Linked DNA regions of Homo sapiens: regions 1 and 2 are each linked to region 3. A link is an interaction called in ENCODE POLR2A ChIA-PET data of the cell type or tissue named here. Cell type or tissue: endothelial cell of umbilical vein. All regions are shown on one strand. Region 1 overlaps UACA (uveal autoantigen with coiled-coil domains and ankyrin repeats). Region 2 overlaps UACA (uveal autoantigen with coiled-coil domains and ankyrin repeats). Region 3 has its middle 12 kb from the start of UACA.

The links. Peaks named below come from ENCODE experiments on the same cell type or tissue, not always from the same donor. Only the 100,000 strongest peaks of a DNase experiment are listed, where the experiment ranks them.
Region 1: POLR2A ChIA-PET joins it to region 3 with 5 read pairs; 3 of 35 experiments call an interaction of 5 or more read pairs at or near these places.
Region 2: POLR2A ChIA-PET joins it to region 3 with 6 read pairs; 2 of 35 experiments call an interaction of 5 or more read pairs at or near these places.

The regions. Positions count from the first base shown.
Region 1 is chr15:70,671,297-70,673,796 of GRCh38, forward strand. It overlaps UACA (uveal autoantigen with coiled-coil domains and ankyrin repeats), which reads right to left. Exons shown (of 19, transcript NM_018003.4): 14 at 669-705. Among named protein-coding and RNA genes, the nearest start is that of SALRNA2, 37 kb to the left of the region's middle. In endothelial cell of umbilical vein, no CTCF peak of the experiment used is centred here; a DNase peak (open chromatin) is centred at 1,085.
Region 2 is chr15:70,657,778-70,660,277 of GRCh38, forward strand. It overlaps UACA (uveal autoantigen with coiled-coil domains and ankyrin repeats), which reads right to left. Exons shown (of 19, transcript NM_018003.4): 18 at 2,374-2,439. Among named protein-coding and RNA genes, the nearest start is that of SALRNA2, 24 kb to the left of the region's middle. In endothelial cell of umbilical vein, no CTCF peak of the experiment used is centred here; no DNase peak of the experiment used is centred here.
Region 3 is chr15:70,774,189-70,776,688 of GRCh38, forward strand. It overlaps a transcript of UACA not described here. Among named protein-coding and RNA genes, the nearest start is that of UACA, 12 kb to the left of the region's middle. In endothelial cell of umbilical vein, no CTCF peak of the experiment used is centred here; a DNase peak (open chromatin) is centred at 1,163; H3K27ac peaks cover 230 bases.

The DNA of each region.
Region 1 (2,500 bases), 100 kb before region 3:
AGGTTGGTTTTTTTTTTTCTTATTTTTTTCTATGCTCTCTCTCAGCAGAATCACTAAAACTTCAGAAATATTGAGGACTCTTAAACTAGGCTACATGATAATAAAACATATATCTTATAATCAATCAAAACAAAAATGATGATTTAAATTTATAGCATAAATATTACTGTTGTAGGAGAGAATAGTTTAATAGTCACTAGGAAACAAAAACAGATTTTCTAGAGAAACTGTTTAACATTGCAGAATAAAAAAGATTATGTAGGGTCTAAAAATAATTCATAAATGTAATTTTAAAATGCCTACTTGCATTAAGACCGATTTCTCCAAATTAGAAAACTATGTTTATGTTCTTTCCATAAAAAAATGAACCCTAAATATCACAAGACAAATGTCTATGTCTACTAATCAACAAGGCAAATTTGGTAATTCATACAATATACAATTTTAAAATACAGGTAGCTAAGGAGAATCAGAGCTTCAGTAATTATCAGAATATGTTAGAAGTTACAATAGTCATCTTAACGTCTTCCTAGTTCCATGTGCTGATGAAGTTTAGCAGCAGGAATATCTTGTACAGTTATTCCTGTATAGTTAAACAAGTAAGAATAAACATTCTTCTTTACTTGAACTAGGTGAACTGTAATGATAATCCATACTTTTATACTTACGGTTACTGAAATGACTTCCTGATCCTAAATGATCACTCTGAAATCAGAAGCATAAAATATTTTAGGGTGAATGCTGCCTCATTTTGTTAAATTCTGTATCTATTTTAGCTCTAAATCATGCAGTCATTAAAACTACATTTTTGACATTCTTGTTTCTCCAGAGCATTATTCTACTCAAACCCACAAAAAGAAACAACACTAGCAACACTTAGAGAGATCAGCTGGGAATAAAGTACTTCACTAAGCATTTTAATAAAAGCAGCCAAGTGTTTTAAGAAAAAACTTTATTGCTCAAAAGAAAAAAAAAAGTGAGCCCTAAATGAACTGAAACAACTTTCAAAGACTACTGTTTGCTACTGCTTTACCTCAAAAGGAAGGAAGTGGCCACATTCATGTCAATAACTCATTTTACTTTACCACTGTAGGAAGCAGAAACCCTACCTCATTGACTATGAAATATCAACATAACCACTTCTTCCAGAGTTTATAAAATACCAAGTACTTTGAAAGTAAAAAGAGAGAGAGAGCAGGAAATGAAACTGAGGCAGAGACCTACACATAGTAATAAATCCATCAATCCATTAGTTAGGAAATAATAGAGAACTCTAGCTACAGTGAATCAAAATATACTGGGTTGTTCCTTTTCCCAAGTAAGCCAAATACAAAGAATCTAATATATAAATTAAAATACTACACTTCAAGGGTAAGAATAGGCCAGGCACAGTGGCTCACACCTGTAATCCCAGCACTTTGGAAGGCTGAGACAGGCAGATCACTTGAGCCCAGGAGTTCAAGACCAGCCTAGGCAACGTGGTGAGACCTCGTCCTTACAAAAAAATACAAGAACGAGCTGGGTGCGGTGGCTCATGCCTGTAATCCCAGCACTTCGGGAGGCTGAGGCAGGTGGATTGCCTGAGGTCAGGAGTTCAAGACCAGCTTGGCCAACATAGTGAAACCCCGTCTCTACTAAAAATACAAAAAATTAGCTGGGTGTGGTGGCGGGCACCTGTAATCCCAGCTAGTAGGGAGGCTGAGCCAGGAGAACTGCTTGAACCTGGGAGGCGGAGGTTGCAGTGAGCCGAGATCGTGCCATTGCACTCCAGCCTGGGCAACAAGAGTGAAACTTCGTCTCAAAAATAAATAAATAAATAACAACAAACACACACAAAAACATTAGCTGGGCAGGGTAACCCAAGGTACTCAGGAGGCTGAGGTGGGAGGATCACCTGAGCCCGGGGAGGTCAAGGCTACAGTGAGTGGTGATTGCACCACTGCACTCCAGCCTGGGTGACAGAGTGAGATCCTGTCTCAAAAACAAAACAAAACAAAACAAAAAACCCCAGAGTGAAATGAAGAGTAAGGACAGGCAGATGTAGTTCATATTTGTATATTTAGGTGTATCAGTCCTAAAAGCTACATACCAAACTCTGAAGTAGTTGACCATGATAAAACAGTCCACAATTCCATGACTAAATTAATGCCACCTCCATTAATCATTAGTGCCCCCACAGTATGAAAAAATACCTATAAGCTTAGTTAAGCTCTTTGTTCTATGGAATATTTAATACTAAAGTTTACAATAACTACTAAATGGCCTCATACATGTATTAGGGGGTGCTATGCACATAAGGAGTTCAAAAAACTTAATTTGGTCTTATTATCTCTATTACTCAAATGAAAACAAATATAAAAGTTGTAACATAAAATCAGTCTCATTCTAAAATATCCATTTTCCCCATATTTTTATACATACAAGGGAAATAGCTACATGTTAAGTTATTATACATAACTCGTAACAGTAATTCCTTTGACAGTTAAGCTTTTTTAAGCAT
Region 2 (2,500 bases), 120 kb before region 3:
TTTGTTTAGAAAACTAACTGATGGCTGAACATGGTGGCTCACACCTGCAATCCCAGCATTTTGGGAGGCCAAGGTGGGAGGATCACTTGAGGCCAGGAGTTTAAGACCAGCCTAGACAATACAGTGGAGACTGTCGCAAAAACTTAAAAAAAAAAAAAAAAAATTAGCTGGGTGTGGTGGCATGTGCCTGTAGTCCCAGCTACTTGGGAGGTTGAGGGAGGATGATCACTTGAGCCCAGGAGTTGAGGCTGTATGAGCTATGATTGTGCCACAGCACTCCAGCCTGGATGGCAGAGCAAGAATCTGTCTCCTAAAAAAATTTAAAATTTAAGTAATTGATTTAAAAAACCCATATTTATGTTTTTACGTAAATAAGATTATATAACACATACTATTTTGTAACTTGTTTTTTTATGTAGTGTCACAGAAATCTTTCCCTTGAGCTACCCAATTATTTTAAATTATTGTATAATATCCACTGCATGGACATATTACATTTCTTTACCCATTCCCCTAACGATGGACATTTAAGGTATTTCCAATCTTAATGGAAAGATTACTAGAGAAGAAATTGCTGGGTCAAAAAGCAGTCTCAATTTTTAATTCTGTTAAGTACTACAAAATTTCCCTCTACAGAGATTGTAACAATCTGTACACTACCATCAATGGAGTGAAAATGCCCATTTCCCATACACTCTGGCTAACACGATAGACTATAATCTTGTGTAATATTGCCAGTCCCACAGGTGAAAAATGGTATGTTCTTATTCATTTGCATCTCCCCCATTACTGATGAAACCAAGTATCTTTTTTACATGCATGTTAGCCATTTATATTTTTAAAAAATACTTTAAACTTAAAATGGTGGCACGAGTTGATTAAATGCAACTCAATATGGTGGGCTTATTAAAATACCGCACCCCCTCCCAACACACACATTTTTTTTTTCCTGGAGTACTTAAATAGGTTTCAGCACAACACTTCCTATTAATATGAAAAGTTTTGCTTCCAAAATCTGTTTCTATAACAGCAGGATGTTTACATTTCAAACATTAGCCATAGTTGACTGAACTGAATTTCTTAGTTAACTTTATGATGCCAGAAGGCAAGACTATTTCTGATGTCAATTGCTTTTGTTATGTTTCATTAGGACACAGTAGAAAATAATTTCAAATTCCGGAAGTGCATATTATACAAAGTGGAAAGGCTTGTTAGTTTGCTGTATTTTTCATTAGGAGCAACCTCTTCCTCTCATGGCCAATACTAGTGAGTTTCTCAGCCTCTCTAATACAGATTTTCTGCTATTTCCCCACTTGAACTTCCTATTCACTGTCCCTCAATAATCTTCTCTAATAATTGCAATAAACTTTAAGATTCTAGTTTATCTCTGATTTGCTCAAAAGAGAGTAGCTAAGATCCCTTGTTCTATCATATCATTCATTCTTTTTCATTAGTTTCCCCTCCATTTCCTATAGAAGAGGCAGGTCTATTGATTTTAAGAATTTGATATCATAAAGTATCTTTCTTTTTATTATTTTATCTAGTTCTCTTTTTAAAATTGTTCTTTTTTTGAAGCTTTCTCTCAACATCCATCTTTCCCTTCTTCATTTTTTGTTTGTTTTTTTTTTTTTTTTTTTTTTTTTTTGCTTGTTTTTACAGTGTGGCCTAACATACTTCAAATCCAAATAATTCCCAGGATCTCTGTCATTCTAAAATTTGTTTCTTTTAGTACATTTTCTTCCTGAAAAAAAATCTATTCTGAGAATTTTGAAGATGCTGCTCACGGGGTTTCTACAGGAAATTAAGCATAGTATCCTTTATATGTTAGTAATTTCTTAGTATGATTTTAACAATAACTTTCTCAGTACACCCCTAAAAAAGGGAATTCATACTGTTATTCCTTAATTAATCCTTGGCTTTACCAAGCCAAGTTAAGGCTTGGTAAAACAGATCATTTTTAATTACTACAATCCTATACACATAACACCCTGCTTGTCACTTTTGTACTTTTCTAGTATTCAAAGCCATTCCCACTCTCCTCTTAGATGACAGCCACACGTGGATGTCAAGGCATTATCTCCAGCTAGCAACACCATTAACGTGTGCTACCATCACATGTTACCAAACTGTCTATAAACTGAGTGACAAGCAGATGGAGACGACACTAAATTTAAGATGTTGTGTTGCCATATAGCTTTGTAAATTTTTCTGGGAGATCCACAAACAATGATTAAAAGAAACATAATTATTTTTAAATAAGCATAGGGGGTGCAGCTACTTTAAACATCAATTACTTTCACATAAATTTATTTGAAAATAAAAAATTATTATCTCTAAAGCAATATTCTTTCCAAAGGAGAAGTAGTTCTTTACCTGTGCAGCACTAAGAAGGTGTGTCCGATAAATTGCAATTACTTCTTGGTGCTGTCTGTCAGCATCCTAGAAATGTGGAAAGATGGACAGATGTGACTATCAGCGTTCACATTTCCAAACTTTGGAC
Region 3 (2,500 bases):
TACTACTATTATCCTAGTTTTATGAATGATGAAGCTGAAGCTTCCAAACGCTAAGTTATATCAATATTAAAGACTGGGCTGGGCGTGGTGGCTCACTCCTGTAATCCCAGCACTTTGGGAGGCCGAGGCGGGCAGATCACGAGGTCAGGCGATCGAGACCATCCTGGCTAACATGGTGAAACCCCGTCTCTACCAATAATGCAAAAAATTAGCCAGGCGTGGTGGTGGGCGCCTGTAGTCCCAGCTACTCGGGAGGCTGAGGCAGGAGAATGGCGTGAACCCAGGAGGCGGAGCTTGCAGTGAGCCAAGATCGTGCCACTGCATTCCAGCCTGGGCAACAGAGCGAGACTCTGTCTCAAAAAAAAAAAAAAGACCACATGCAGTTGTCCATGAAATGGGAAGGACAGATAATTAACTATTATCAATCGTGTCATGTAGTTATGAGTGGAGTTGTATAAATAAGTGTAAAACCAAAACCTAGTAAGGTATTTATGCTTGTAAATAGTTTGCCCATATAGAAAAAAACCAAGACTTGATTAAAATGATTTATACCTATAATGATTCACTATTGAAAGTTAAAATAGGCTGGGTGCAGTGGCTGACACTTGTAATCCCAGCAATTTTGGAAGCCAAGGTGGGGGGATTACTTCAGGCCAGGAGTTCTAGACCAACCTGGGCAACATAGTGAGACCCCATCTCTACAAAAATAAAATAAAATTAGCCAGGCATAGTAGCACACACCTGTAGTCCCAGCTACTGGTCGGGGGAGGCCAAGGTGGAGGATCACTTGAGCCTGGGAGGCTGAGGCTGCAGTGAGCCGAGATCACGCTACAGCATTCCAGCCTGGGTAAAAGAGTGAGACCCAGTCTCAAAAAAGAAAAAAAAGAAAATTAAAATACTTCAGACAGAAAGTCCCAACTGAAAAATGGAAATTTGGGAAACCCTGTTGACAGAACAAGGTCTATTGAAGAAGAGACTCAACCAGTAGTATACTGGTAACCTATTAGACAGCTGTTTTTTTATAGGTGGGAATTGGGGGGCTAATTTATAGCAATCGTCAATTTCAATGGTATAAATACTTACACCATGGAATTCAAACTGTCAGTGTGACATTAGTCATCCCTCAAAAATTCTTGAAAATCTACCAGTCAGCTCTTGTGAGTCAGTTCCAGCACTCCACTGGAAGAAGCTAATATGAACCCTCTGGCACCACCAGACCTCATGTTCCCTTGGGTATGTCTAGCAAGGATCACTTTGGGATCTCAGAACTGCAGTCAGCCTGAGGTTTTAGCCCTTCTCCTATGGACCAAACAAATGAAGTAAAAAAGGAACACCGGGCATGAATTATGCTGATTCTAATGTATTTTTGATATTGGAGTTAGGAATAGGTATGAGAGACCATCTTGTTTCAGTCTTTGCTTTTTGCTTGTGTTTTCTCTCTTTTTTTCCAAAGTATTCAAAAGATTAATTGAATAAAATATAATCAGATATTAAAATGAACATTAAAAACTGGATATAGAGATTGTCAGAGTGGTCACTTCCTGTGTTTCAACATGCTTGTGTGATTCCATGCCTGTATTCCTAAACAGTACTTACACAGCTTCCCCATGTGAGCGCCTGAGAAGTTGGTATTGATTTATTTGATAAGTGACTGAGTTTTGTGTATGAAAACAATTCACGCATAGAAATTTAACTTAATGCCATCTTAAACAAAGGATTCATTGACCTAATTTCAAGCTCATGGGTGATTGTTACGTGAACTTTCAGAATTATGTCTTTCCAGTTTCATTCTTGATTCACAACCAAACAGGTATGGTTTAGACTCTAGGATTGAAACAAGGGTCTAGGGTAGAATCAAGTTTTCTTTCAGACTTGTCCCACAGATTTTTAAAAATATCAGAGCTCCTGGTGTTATATGAACACTGCATTCTTTTGTCACCTCCAACAAAAAAACTAATCAATGCTGCCTAAAATTGAGATTCTAGATAAATATCTCAAAAAATAAATGAATAACAAATAATGTTATTAAAAACAGGGAAAATTTAAGCAACATGAGAACTTACGACAGAGAAAATTAATTAATTTATTTATTCATTAAATATTTGCTGAGTATTTACTTACTAAGTGCCAGGCACTGTTTAGAATCTTTGGGATTCATCATTGCCTCCAAAGGACAGAGGTTCCTGTTTTCCTCGGATATATCCACATGACTAATTGCCTTACCTCCCTCAAATGTCTTTTTTTTTTTTTTTTTTTTGAGATGAAGCCTCACTCTGTCACCCAGGCTGGAGTGCAGTGGCGTGATCTCAGCTCACTGCAACCTCCGCCTCCCAGGTTCAAGCGATTCTCCTGCCTCAGCCTCCCGAGTAGTTGGGATTACAGGCAAATGCCACCATGCCTGGCTAAATTTTTGTATTTTTAGTAGAGATGGGGTTTCACCAGGTTGGCCAGGCTGGTCTCAAACTGCTGACCTCAGATGATCCACCTGCCTCAGCCTCTC